2 separate regions of the Homo sapiens genome follow, and region 2 is linked to region 1. A link is a contact called in ENCODE Hi-C or POLR2A ChIA-PET data. All regions are on one chromosome and are shown on one strand. Each heading gives the region's core, a stretch centred on a gene start or an enhancer-like site at or near the end of the contact. The rest is flanking DNA. Distances are from core to core; before and after follow the strand shown.

Region 1 (6,570 bases), core at 600-3,099:
AATAACCTGAACATAGTGGGTTATCAAAGATAACCTGGAAAACGCTGTATATTTATTTCAATAGATTTGTCCAAATATTCTTGAAAAATAACAATAGACTTTACTTGTCTATGTTCTAATTAAGGAGAGAGATGTTTAAGTGTAAACCTCAGAATACATGGAACTTATTTAAAATTAACACAAATAACTAAAGCAGAAATAGGAACAATCTTAATTTATTTATTTATTTATTTAGAGACAGGGTCTTGCTCTGTTGCCCAAGCTGGAGTACAGTGGCATGATCACGGCTCACCCTAGACTCGAGCTCCCTGGCTCAGGTGATCCTCCCACCTCAGCCTCGTGAGTAGCTGGGACTACAGGCACATGCCACCACGCCTGGCTAATTTTTTTTTTCTTTTGTAGAGGTAGGGATTACCCCTGTTGCCCACGCTGGTCTCAAACTCCTGGGCTCAAGCGATCCTCCTGCCTTGGCCTCCCAAAGTGCTGGGATTACAGGTCTGAGCCACCACGCCAGGCCAGGAAAATTTTTAAATCAGCATCTAGATGACAGGTAAAGTATACTGTTTTTCTCTGGCATAGATAACACCCTAACAGCTTATTTCCCAACACTGTCTAACTCAAACCATCAAATTAACTTGGGCATTTTACATTTTCATTCCCACATAGGCCTTTGCTCAATACTCTTCTTCCTTGATGTCTTCCTTATTCTTCTCTAGCCAAATTTTGCCTGGAATGATTGTCATGATGGTATTAATAACAATTAATAAAATACTTAATTGTGTAAAGCATAGTAGTAAAAGATAAATGTGTCTTTACATGTATTTGTGTGGTACACAGACATACATGAACACAGAACTCCACTCAACCTTCTCAACACCTTGAAACATGAGTATTACCTGAATTTTAAAGATGACAAAATTTTGGTTAGGAAACGCTGAACAAGGATTTGAGTTTTAATAATCCTATGCCAATGCAAATTCCATTACACTACAGTGTCAATGATTAAGGCTCACCTTACATCTTACATCCACACAGAAGCCATTTCCAACTACCATGAACTGCAGAGATGACTTACTTTCCCAAGCATCCTTTCGCTTTTGACTAAATTACTTTCTTAAGACATCTTCCTTACTAGACTGAGAGCCCCTTGGATGTAGCGGGTATAACTTCTTATCCATGTTTATGTATTCCCAATGCCTAGCATTGTGACCACACATTGTATGTGCTCAAAAACTGCTTGCTGAATTGAAATGAACTGAGCCTTTAGTTATGGAGCCATGAAATAATTTCCTAACCTCTTAGGTGGTAGAAGCATTTCTTCCATAGAATCTCTGACACAGTTATCCAGATTCAACTAGCATATTTCTAAAATAGGACACTTACTACTTCACAAAACAGCCTATTCTACTTATTTAACAGTTATTAAAAAGTTGTGGGGTTTTGTGTGTGTGAGGTTTCTTTTTTTAAAATAGTAACTGAAACAAGATTTGCCTTCCGGTTCTACTGTTGGGGTCAGCACAGAGTAGGTATACTCTCCAACTATGACAAGAATAGATATGACAACAGATTTAAGAGTGATTCTTACAAAACTGGATACAATTCAACAAGAATAGTTTTAAAAAAAAATGTACAAAGGTAAAATAATTGTGCAGAAATAATGAATAACTACTTAGTAGACCTACAATCTAGTGATAGTCAAAAAGTGTCTATTCAAAAGGCAGCTGGACATTTGAATATGAATTCAGAGTACAGCCAGGCTAGTTATATAAACTTTTACTTATTAATATTTAGCCAGTATGTGGCCGGGCACTGTGGCTCACCCCTGTAATCCTGTAATCCCAGCACTGTGGGAGGCCAAGGCAGGCAGACCACCTGAGGTTAGGAGTTCAAGACCAGCCTGGCCAACATGGCGAAACCCTGTCTCTCTACTAAAAATATAAAAATTAGCTGGGCATGGTGGCAGGTGCCTGTAATCCCAGCTACTTGGGAGGCTGAGGCATGAGAATCACTTGAACCTGGGAGGTAGAGGTTGCAGTGAGCCGAGACGATGTCACTGCACTCCAGCCTGGGGGATAGAGCGAGACTCTGTCTCCAAAAAAAAAAAAAAAAAAAAAAAAAAATATTTAGCCAGTATCTTTCAACACTACAGAGATTCCTAGCACTGAAAAGATTCCTGATACCCCTGGCTAAACTCCATGGAACTGTGACTTCAAAAAGTTGGCAAAAACACCTAGAATTGGCGTACATTTCTAAGAACTTTAAAGCAGCAAGTTTCCCCTGTTACAATGGGCTAATTGACCAAATAACTAAAATCACTTGGTGTCACTACACATTTATCTCAATGCTGCCATCTTACGTTAAAATATGGGACTACACAGCTTTAAAAAGCCATACCTTATAGACTATGAAATCTGAAAATATCAATGATTTGAAACCCAACAAAAAGGTAGAAAAAAAAGGTTAACACTGAGAGTTGAGGTATTTAGTAACAGTAAAAAATATTTTATAGTAATTAACTTAAAATGGAAGATCTCGAGGCAAGTAATTATAGACCCAAAATAAATCTTTGAGAAAACATGAAGTAACTTGTTGAAATCCTCGAATCTAAAAAGATTATATTAACAGATATATGGGGAAGGAGACAGTAAAATAAAATCTGGAGATACTTCATTTCTTCAGTGAATTCAATCTGCTTTTCTAATCACAGCTGCTTAAATAGAAATATCTGCTTAAATAGAAATATCTGCTTAAATTTGCTGGTTTTAACTTTAATCCCATTACTATAGTGATGGTGCAAAAAGGAAAATAAAAATCAAGTTCCTAATAAAATGCAAGGAGCTGAATTTCAAGGGCCGGTTATATTTAACTGAAAATTTAACAATTTGCAATCTTCCATTTTTTCCATGAAGTAAAACCATGCTATCAAAATTATGTTGAAAAAAAAATTCAGTGGCACTGAAGAATGTCCCTGATTTAATGTTAATATTAAAAAAAACCAATCTGTATACATACTAACATTCTAACAAGGGGTAGGGGTGGGATGGAGAAAGCAAAAATAGCCTGGGAACTTGGGAAAGTGAAAGTCATTTTGTCAGAAAATATGGATGTCAAAATACTCACTTATAAACTCTAATTCCAAATTTAAAAAAAGGATTTTAAGTCATGTACAAAAAAAAAAAAGGCTAATGTTTTGATAGAAGAGATCAGGAAAAACACAAAGATAAACATTCTATTAAAAGCTTATTATTCTACCACACTGGTGCCTGACTGTCAATGTGTGGAGAAAAGCAGTAAGTAGGAACTCTCTGTACTTTCTACTCAATTTTGCTGTGAACCTAAAATTACTTTTAAAAGTCCATTAGTTAAAAACAAACAAACAAAAAACAACTTACTTGCTCCTTGCTGAGCATATATTGATTTTCTTTAGAAGTGCTTCTCACAGCACTAGTCAATCTGTTTTTAGGAGAGAAACCTGACAGAAGTCTCAAACCGTACTTTATTCTCCTTTCCTATTTTAAGGTTTAATCTTAATTCAGCAAAATAAGCATCTTTTAAAATCCTCATCAGTCTTTTAGTACAGAGATACCCAGTCCCAGGAAACCATCTGCCAGTTTCTTCATCATCGCTCACTGCTGAGCAGTGTTTGTTGATTCCTTCTTCAGTTAGAACAAGAGGCGGTGGCCAAAACGATTTCCTGTCTTAAAGGGTCAAACTCTCTCTTTCAACTTCTTACATTGTTTCACAATCTTACATAAACAGTTATATCATTATACATGGCTTTTATAAAATGTTTTTATTTTCTCTAGACTGTAAGAGCCACAGTGCAATGACTTTGCCTCAGTCATCACTGCCTGACATATAAACATAGTAGCTGCTTTGTTGAATGAATTTTCCTTTCAAGCCACAAGGCATAATCATCCAAAAGAAGTAAAAATGTTTTCCATCTTGCAATGAAAAGGAAGTTAGTTTAATAAATGACGCCATAAAGTTTGAAAAGAATAAGTCTCACAAAGCTCTTGTTTTCATTATTTGGACAATTGCCAAGGGGGGCAGGGGTGGTAGAGGGGAAGGGTGTGTGAATATCTGAAAAAGACATTAAGGACATGTTTGGGCCAGAGAACTATCACATATAATACCAATACCATGTCTGTATATCATATTATACTAAGTGCTTTAATAAGTATTATCTCACTTGATTATCACAATTCCATGAGTCAGGTGAGGTATAGGTTGAGTATTCCTTATCCAAAATGTTCGTGACCATAAATCTTTTGGATTTCAAATTTTTTCAGATTTTGAAATATTTTCATATATATAATCTTGGGGATGGGACCCAAGTCTAGACATGAAATTCATTTATGTTCCATATACACCTTACATACATAGCATGAAGGTAGTTTTATACGATATTTTAAATAATTTTAAAAGTTTCAACTACAACCCATCACAGGAGGTCAGGTGTGGAATTTTTGACTTGCTGCATCACATCCGCACTCAAAAAGTTTTGGAGTTTGGAGTATTTTGAATTTTCACATTAGGGCTAGGCATTCTTCATTCCTCTTTTCCAAAGTAAGGAATCTGCAGCATCCATAAAGCAGGACCAGGAGTCAAACCAAATCCAAGCAACTGCCTACTATGTCATATTGCCTCTACACCACAGAACTGCACCTGCTACTACAAGCCATGCATGAAAATTCACCTCATTAGCTTCTCAGTTTATTAAAATACCATCAGCTACTAGCTACCAAAAATGGAGTGCTCAATTAGTTGCATTTTTCCCTCTGTAATTTATTTGTAGGTGAGATAAGCAAATTATAAGAAAATAAGCAAGATGATGAGGAGGAGGTTCCAAGAACAGCTCCAGTCTACAGCTCCCAGTGTGAGCCATGCAGAAGACAGGTGATTTCTGCATTTCCAACTGAGGTAGCGGGTTCATCCCACTAGGGCTTGTCAGACAGTGGGTGTAGCCCACGGAGCATGAGACAAAGCAGGACGGGGCATCGCCTCACCCGGGAAGCGCACGGGGTCAGGGAATTCCCTTTCTTAGCCAAAGGAAGCCATGACAGACAGTACCTGGAAAATCAGGACACTCCCATCCTAATACTGCACTTTTCCAATGGTCTTAGCAAACGGCACACCAGGAGATTATATCCTGCGCCTGGCTCGGAGGGTCCCATGCCCACAGAGCCTCGCTCACTGCTAGCACAGCAGCCTGAAATCGAATTGCAAGGCAGCAGTGAGGCTAGGGGAAGGGCGTCCACCATTGCTGAGGCTTGGGTAGGTAAACAAAGCCGCCAGGAAGCTTGAACTGTGTGGAGCCCACTGCAACTCAAGGAGGCCTGCCTGCCTCTGTAGACTCCACCTCTGGGGGCAGGGCGTAGCTGAACAAAATGCAGCAGAAACTTCTGCAGACTTAAACGTCCCTGTCTGACAGCTTTGAAGAGAGTACTGGTTCTCCCAGCACGGAGTCTGAGATCTGAGAACGGACAGACTGCCTCCTCAAGAGGGTCCTTGACCCCCAAGTAGCCTAACTGGGGGGGCACCTCCCAGTAGGGGCCGACTGACAACCCATCCCCTCTGAGACGAAGCTTCCAGAGGAAGGATCAGGCAGCAACATTTGCCATTCTGCAATATTTGCTGTTCTGCAGCCTCCGCTGGTGATACCCAGGCAAACAGGGTCTGGAGTGGACCTCCAGCAAACTCCAGCAGACCTGAAGCTGAGGGTCCTGACTGTTAGAAGGAAAACTAACAAACAGAAAGGACATCCACACCAAAACCCCATCTGTACATCACCATCATCAAAGACCAAAGGTAGATGAAACCACAAAGATGGGGAGAAACCAGAACAGAAAAGCTGAAGATTCTAAAAATCAGAGCACCTCTTCTCCTCCAAAGAAACACAGATCCTCACCAGCAATGGAACAAAGCTGGACGGAGAATGACTTTGACGAGTTGAGAGAAGAAGGCTTCAGACGATTGGTAATAACAAACTTCTGTGAGCTAAAGGAGGATGTTCGAACCCATCACGAAGAAGCTAAAAACCTTGAAAAAAGATTAGACGAATGGTTAACTAGAATAAACAGCCTAGAGAAGACCTTAAATGACCTGATGGAGCTGAAAACCATGGCACGAGAACTAAGTGATGCATGCACAAGCTTCAGTAGCCGATTCAATCAAGTGCAAGAAAGGGTATCAGTGATTGAAGATCAAATGAATGAAATGAAGCGAGAAGAGAAGTTTAGAGAAAAAAGAACAAAAAGAAATGAACAAAGCCTCCAAGAAATATGGGACTATGTGAAAAGACCAAATCTACGTCTGACTGGTGTACCTGAAAGTGATGGGGAGAATGGAACCAAGTTGGAAAACACTATTCAGGATGTTATCCAGGAGAACTTCCCCAACCTAGCAAGGCAGGCCAACACTCAAATTCAGGAAATACAGAGAACGCCACAAAGATACTCCTTGAGAAGAGCAACTCCAAGACACATAATTGTCAGATTCACTAAAGTTGAAATGAAGGAAAAAATGTTAAGGGCAGCCAGAGAGAAAGGTCGGGTTACCCACAAAGGG
Region 2 (6,341 bases), core at 3,085-5,584, 570 kb before region 1:
GCATCCCAGGTTCAAGCAGTTCTCATGCCTCAGCCTCCCAAGTAGCTGGGACTATAGACATGCACCACCACGCCTGACTGATTTTTTTATATTTGTAGTAGAGATGGGGTTTCACCATGTTGACCAGACTGGTCTCGAACTCCTGAGCTCAAGAGATCAACCCGCCCCGGACTCCCAAAGTGCTTTGATTACAGTTGTGAGCCACCACACCCAGCCAGGATTGCATTTTGATAAGCTCCCCAGGTGGATTCTTATCCCCATGTTTGAGAACCACTGATCGTGGGACAAGAATTAAAAGTCTTTGGCTCCTTTCTCCTATAAGAATGGCCATAATCAAAAAATAGAAAAATAATAGATGTTGGCATGGATGTGGTGAACAGGGAACACACCTACACTGCTGGTGGGAAGGTAAACTAGTACAATGACTATAGAAAACAGTGTGGAGATGCCTTAAAAAACTGAAAGTAGAACTACCATTTGATCTAGCAATCCCACTACTGGGTATCTACCCAGTGGAAAAGACGTCATTATACAAAAAAGACACTTGCACACGCATGTTTATGGCAACACAATTCACAATTGCAAAAACATGAAACAAATCCAAATGCCCTTCAATCCATGAGTGGATAAAGAAACTGTGGTGTGAGTAGTATGATGGAATACTACTCATCCATAAAAAAGAATGAATTAACGGCATTCGCAGGACCTGGATGAGATTGGAGACTATTATTCTAAGTGAAGTCACTCAGGAATGGAAGACCAAACATCGTTATGTTCTCACTCATAAGTGGGAGCTAAGCTATGAAGATGCAAAGGCGTGAGAATGACACAATGGACTTTGGGGACTCTCGTGGGAAAGGGTGGGAAGGGGGTGAGGGATAAAAGACTATAAATTGTGTGCAGTGTATACTGCTCGGGTGATGGATGCACCAAAATCTCATAAATCACCACTAAAGAACTTACTCATGTAACCAAACAGCACTTGTTCCCCAATAACCTATGGAAATAAAAAAATTTTTTTTTAAATATCTTGCTGTGGAAGTGGCCAGTAGTGAACTCCAGTGGATCCTCCTCCAAGAGTCAAGAGAACAATTTTAGGAAGCTGTGCTCCGGGTCAGAAGGACAAACACTCCCTTCACCTTTGGACATCAAAACTAAAACTTAGTCTTTACATCAAGGGTAACACTATGGCCAGTCAGTAAAGCATGAGGTTCAAGGCTGCAGTTCTGCTTTTTTCAGCCTCTGCGTCTTTTTTCAGTCTTGTTGTGACTAGAACTTAGAGACCTTTCTATAAGAAAGGGCAATGATAAATGAATGAATATATATATGGTGGGGAAGGAGAGAATGATACTGTTAAATATATGTAACAAATATTTAATATATGATATACAGTGTGTGTATTTAACAATATTGTTTTCAATGCTCTGTTCTCCAACTCTCCCTGACACAGGTACACACACACACACTTAAAGGATATATATGTCATGATTTACTTCTTTTTGACAATTCCCATTGGGGCAAATTAAAGGTGAAGAAGTAACCCTGAAACTTGAAGCTATATGATGACTTTTCTATCTGCCTGACCAAAAAGTAAATAAATAAACCAAGAAAGTCCCTTGGTTAGTTGCTTTCCATGATGAGTAGGAAGAGAGGGCTGCTGTGCTAGTCCATCATCTTCTCATGAAAGGTCACTGGTGTCGTTTCTCCAGTAACTTCTGGAAAGATGAGCAAGCATACCAGAGAGGTCCTCTAAACACAGCACACAAACCTTCACTTTTGGAGGAAGGTTCGTCTTTCCCCTGCTTTGCTGGCAGTACATGGTGTTTCAGCAAGACTGCCACCCCAAAAAGGCTTGTATGGTGAGTTTAAGAACCATGACGGGCTAAATCTTCCTATGGCACTGCTCTGATTATGTATCTCACCAGCCATGACCCCTTTAAAGGGCTCCCAGTTGCCTACTTATTTGGTTAAAATCCACTAGCAAGTTAGACCCTTCTCACCTCTAACTGCTCCTTTGGAAAACATTCCAGGATTCCCTCACACCAAGTAGCCTCCCCCATAACATGTTCCTATGGCACTCTCAACTTCCCACCCTTCACACCCTCATGATTTCTTAAGTATTTGTTTAATGTCACCAGAGCTAGACTGCTCAACCCTGTGTTGGTGGGGACCAGGTCTTTTTGTTCACATATCCAGAACAGTGGCTGACACTGAGTAAGTCCTCAAATATTTGTGACTCACCCAGTGACTGACCAACTTACTTACTATTCTGGTCCTAACTTAACCTTTTCAGCTTCCTCTCCTGATTCTCCCATACATACACCTATGTTCCATCCAAATCTACCATTCCCTAACAACTGTCTTTACTTTTCCTCCTCTGTAACTGTTCATGCTCTTCCTTCTTCTTGGATAATGGACATTATTTTCATCCCAAATAAGGACAACCAAAAACTGAGAAGACAGAAGAAATTTTTTATTGATGTATAATTTCACATACCATAAAATCCACCTGTAGTTTTTAGTATATTCACAAGTTTGAGCAGCCATCACCATTATCTAATTCCAGAATATTTTCATCACCCCAAAAAGAAGCTCTGTACCCATTAGCTATTGTTCCCAACTCCTCTCCTCCCCCAGCTCCTGACAACCACTAATCTACTTTTTGTCTCTATGGATTTACCTATTCTAGATATTTAATTTAAATGGGATTATATAATATGTTGCCATTTATGTCTGGCTTTTTTCACTTAGCATGATATTTTCAAGGCTCACCCATGTTGTAGCATGTATCAGTACTTCATTCCTCTTTATGGCTAAATAATATTCCATATGTGTTGATATGCCACATTTTATTTATTCATTCATCAATTAGTGGACATTTAGGTTGTTTCTATTTCTGGTTATTATGAATGATGCTGCTATAAATATTTGCATATAATTATTTGTGTAAACATGTGTTTTCAATTATCTTGGTTATATACCTAAAAACAAAATTTCTGGGTCATAGGTAACTCTATATTTAACTTTTTGAAAAACTGCCAAATTGTTTTTCTAAAGTAGCTGTACCATTTTTACCTCTCTACCTGCAATGTAAGAGGATTTCAGTTTCTCTACATCCTTGCCAACACATGATATTATCTGATGATGATGATGATCATGATGACAATTGCCATTCTAGTGAATGTGAAGTAGTATCTCATTGTGGTTTTCATTTGTATTTTTCTGATGGCTAATGATGTTGAGCATATTTTCATGTGCTTATTGGCCTGTTTTATATTTTGTTTGGATACATGTTTATTCAAATCCTTTGCCTATTTTTAACTGTATTTTTTTATTGTTGAATTGTAAAAGTTCTTTACATATTCTAGATTCTTATCAGACATATAATTTATAAATATTTTCTACCATTCTATGGGTTGTCTGTTTGCTTTCTTGATAGTGTCCCTGAAACACAAAAGTTGAATTTTTGATGACGTTCAGTTTATTCTTTGGTTGCTTGGGCTTCAGGTGCCATATCTAAGAAATCATTGGCCAAACTAAGGTCACAAAAATTATGTCTTTGAGGATGTTGCCTTCTAAGAGTTTTATAGTTTTAGCTATTACAGTTAGGTCTTTGACCAATTTTATGTTAACTTTTGTATTTAGTGAGAGTCAGAGGGTCCAGATGGATACTTTTGCATGTGGATATCCACTTATCTCACCACACTTGTGGAAAGATTATTCTTTCCCCATTGAATATCTTGGAAAGAAGAAACATTTTTAAGACAATCTTGACCAAACAGTCTGGCCCTGATTAAAAAAAATAATAATAAAACAGCCACCACAGTCTGAGGTATGACAGTCAAGACTGCAGAGATTGGCTGGAATATTTTGTTCCTACCTACGATGTGAAAATTCCATGAGAAGCATCTCAGCCCACCTCTCCTATATATATATTAGTAGGTTTTAACCTTGTTTAGAGTAACTTATCCAATGAGATTGTGGGCTTTTTAATATACATAGTAATATTCTGCTTAAAATGTTAAAAAGTTCACAGACACCCTCAAACAAAAATCCTATCCACAGATCTTTGGTTAAGAATCCCTGCTCTACTCTCCTTCCCACAGAGTTCTACCATTGCCAAGGCTGAAGCGACACCCCTCAGTGCAGCTGACTCACTTTGTGTTCTATTTATTTGTTTGTGTGTAGCCCTGATCTCTCCTTTAAGCTCCACAGTGCCACCTAACTCCTAGATATGTGTACCTTGTGCCCAGGCATCTCCAGCTCAACACATTCAGCTCATCATCTTCCCTCCCCCCACCCAGCTCATACCCCCACTTCCCTTTTTCTGGTCACAGTGCTGTTCTTCCCATCACGCAGGCTCAAATCTCAAAGTCATCTTCACTTCTTCTTCCTCTCACCACCCCTCCCCCAACAGCTAATTCAGTCTCCAGGTTTATATAGTTGTTCCTTTAGCCTAACCACCTGTCAGTACCCTGCCTAGTCCAAGCTCCTATTCTGAGGCCTGGGCTGATGCAACAGATGTCTCTGGCCTTGCTCATTTCTTGCCTTTGGGTTCTATACTTTCTAATTTATTTGAGTGCCAGACTTAACAGGTGAAAGGATAGTTCTGAGCATTTCCCTCTCTGGCTCAGAAAATCTTAATGGCTTGTCGTGGTCCTCTAAATGCAGTGCAAACCCAACTGGTCAGAAGTCCAAGAGCTTCCATTCTCTGACTGCAGCCAACCACCTGGCTTCATCTCCCGACTCTCCCCAGACTCCATGTCCCAGCCAGTAGTGGCACCAGTGACATTATTTGCACCATCATGCCACTTACCTTCACTCACTGCCCTGCCACCATTCTTGGCAAGCTAACCCTGCTGTGCCTTCAAGCCCAGCCCACTGTGATTGCCTCTATGAGGACTTTCCTGATTGCTGCAGGAGGACTCACTCATCTCTCATAGTAATTTACTTATTTTTATGTGACTTTTGCCATTATTGTGCATCTGACACCTCTCTTAGCACACAGCAAAATGCCTTGAGCAAAATGCTTCCTTAATGAATATTGGTCACATTCAGCAGTGATTCTCATAAGGGAATGTGAATCAGAATCACTTGGGGAACTTTTCAAAATACCCCACTTTGGGACCCAGACCTCAATATTTGAAAAGTTTCCACTGATGATTCTGATGTGCATCACTAATTTGACTACTTGTCAAATTAACAAATGATGGTAAAAAATATACTGAACATCTACTATGGGCCAGGCACTGCATATGCATTATCTCATTTAATCCTCACAGAAACTCTGGGGTGGGGTGGGGGAGGTGGTATTATTATTTGTCCATTCTTCAGATGACGAAACTTGCGCTTAAAGAAACTAAATGCTTTGCCTTAGGTGGGTCATGTATAAATAAATGAAGTAAGTGAAATGAAGGTCTCTAAAGGTCACTTACAATCTATTTGAGAAATTTAACAGTAATTTCCCAAGAAAATCTATGTTCAGATTTAATAATTTTGAGCTGGTTTCTCATTTTCTTAGCTTTGTGACCTTAGACAAATTACTTGCCCTATCTGAGCATGTTTCCTCTTCTGCGGAATGAGCATTATACCTACTATTATTGTAAGGTAGAAGGAAGGATTCAGTGAGTTACAATATGTAAAGTACTAAGTGCCTACACACAGTAAACGCTCAATAGGTTAAGCTATAACTATCATTATAACTATTTTTATTCCAAAATATGCACCAACCCAAGGTATTTCTTCTTAGCTGCAGTCAGCAATGGGGGCTGAGGGTCAGGAGGACTTAAGTAGGTCACTCGCAAGGCTGACTCTCAGTGTTCAGAGCCGGTCTTATAGGTGGGGCAGAATTAATAAATAGATTTTTACTGAGGATTTCTAGGTGTCAGGCATTGGATAAAGAGGTGAATAGAGATAGGGTCCCTACCCTCAGAGAGATTACAATTTTTTGATACTGAGACAAGGGCCACTCCACCCATGGGGGAGTTTGCCCATTGGCTTGGAGGCCTGTAGGTTCTTGGGGAACCACCTGTGTCAAGACTGTTTCCCTCTGAACTTAGGAGTGTCCCATTTCCACTGCGTAACATTCCCCTCCAAGACAGCAAGGGCAGCAAGAAACACAGAGAGACTTTGGGGTTTCATTACTTCTACCACTGCCTGGAATCTCGTAGCTTTCAAACTTCCCTTTGACATTAACCAAACATGGTCTAGTTCTGCTTTCTCTCCTTCCTAAATGCACTCTAGGGTGGGGAAAGGGGGTGATCTTAAATGACTGCAATGTGTTCTTCTGCAGCAAGAACACAGGCATATGAAATATTTCAGTTATTGCAGCCTGCATTGGA

Evidence for each region. A loop is a pair of places that touch in the nucleus more often than their neighbours do. ChIA-PET counts read pairs that join two places held with the same protein, here RNA polymerase II (POLR2A). Pooled maps may share reads with other maps.
Region 2: a map of endothelial cell of umbilical vein shows a loop between it and region 1 (4-fold over the local background). The contact joins two enhancer-like sites. A Hi-C loop is called at or near these places in 1 of 168 maps with a recorded cell type or tissue (endothelial cell of umbilical vein), 7 of 37 single-sample maps with no recorded cell type and 8 of 50 pooled maps. POLR2A ChIA-PET finds 5 or more read pairs at or near these places in 1 of 52 experiments (RWPE1).

What each region holds. Positions count from the first base shown.
Region 1 is chr10:87,529,593-87,536,162 of GRCh38, reverse strand. The region is part of intron 4 of MINPP1 (multiple inositol-polyphosphate phosphatase 1); the gene reads right to left. Among named protein-coding and RNA genes, the nearest start is that of MINPP1, 28 kb to the right of the region's middle. Within about 2 kb of position 1,849, at least 2 of the 41 ENCODE cell types and tissues checked have a DNase peak (open chromatin) inside an H3K27ac peak, as active enhancers do.
Region 2 is chr10:88,106,389-88,112,729 of GRCh38, reverse strand. No RefSeq gene overlaps it. Among named protein-coding and RNA genes, the nearest start is that of PTEN, 250 kb to the right of the region's middle. Within about 2 kb of position 4,334, at least 5 of the 41 ENCODE cell types and tissues checked have a DNase peak (open chromatin) inside an H3K27ac peak, as active enhancers do.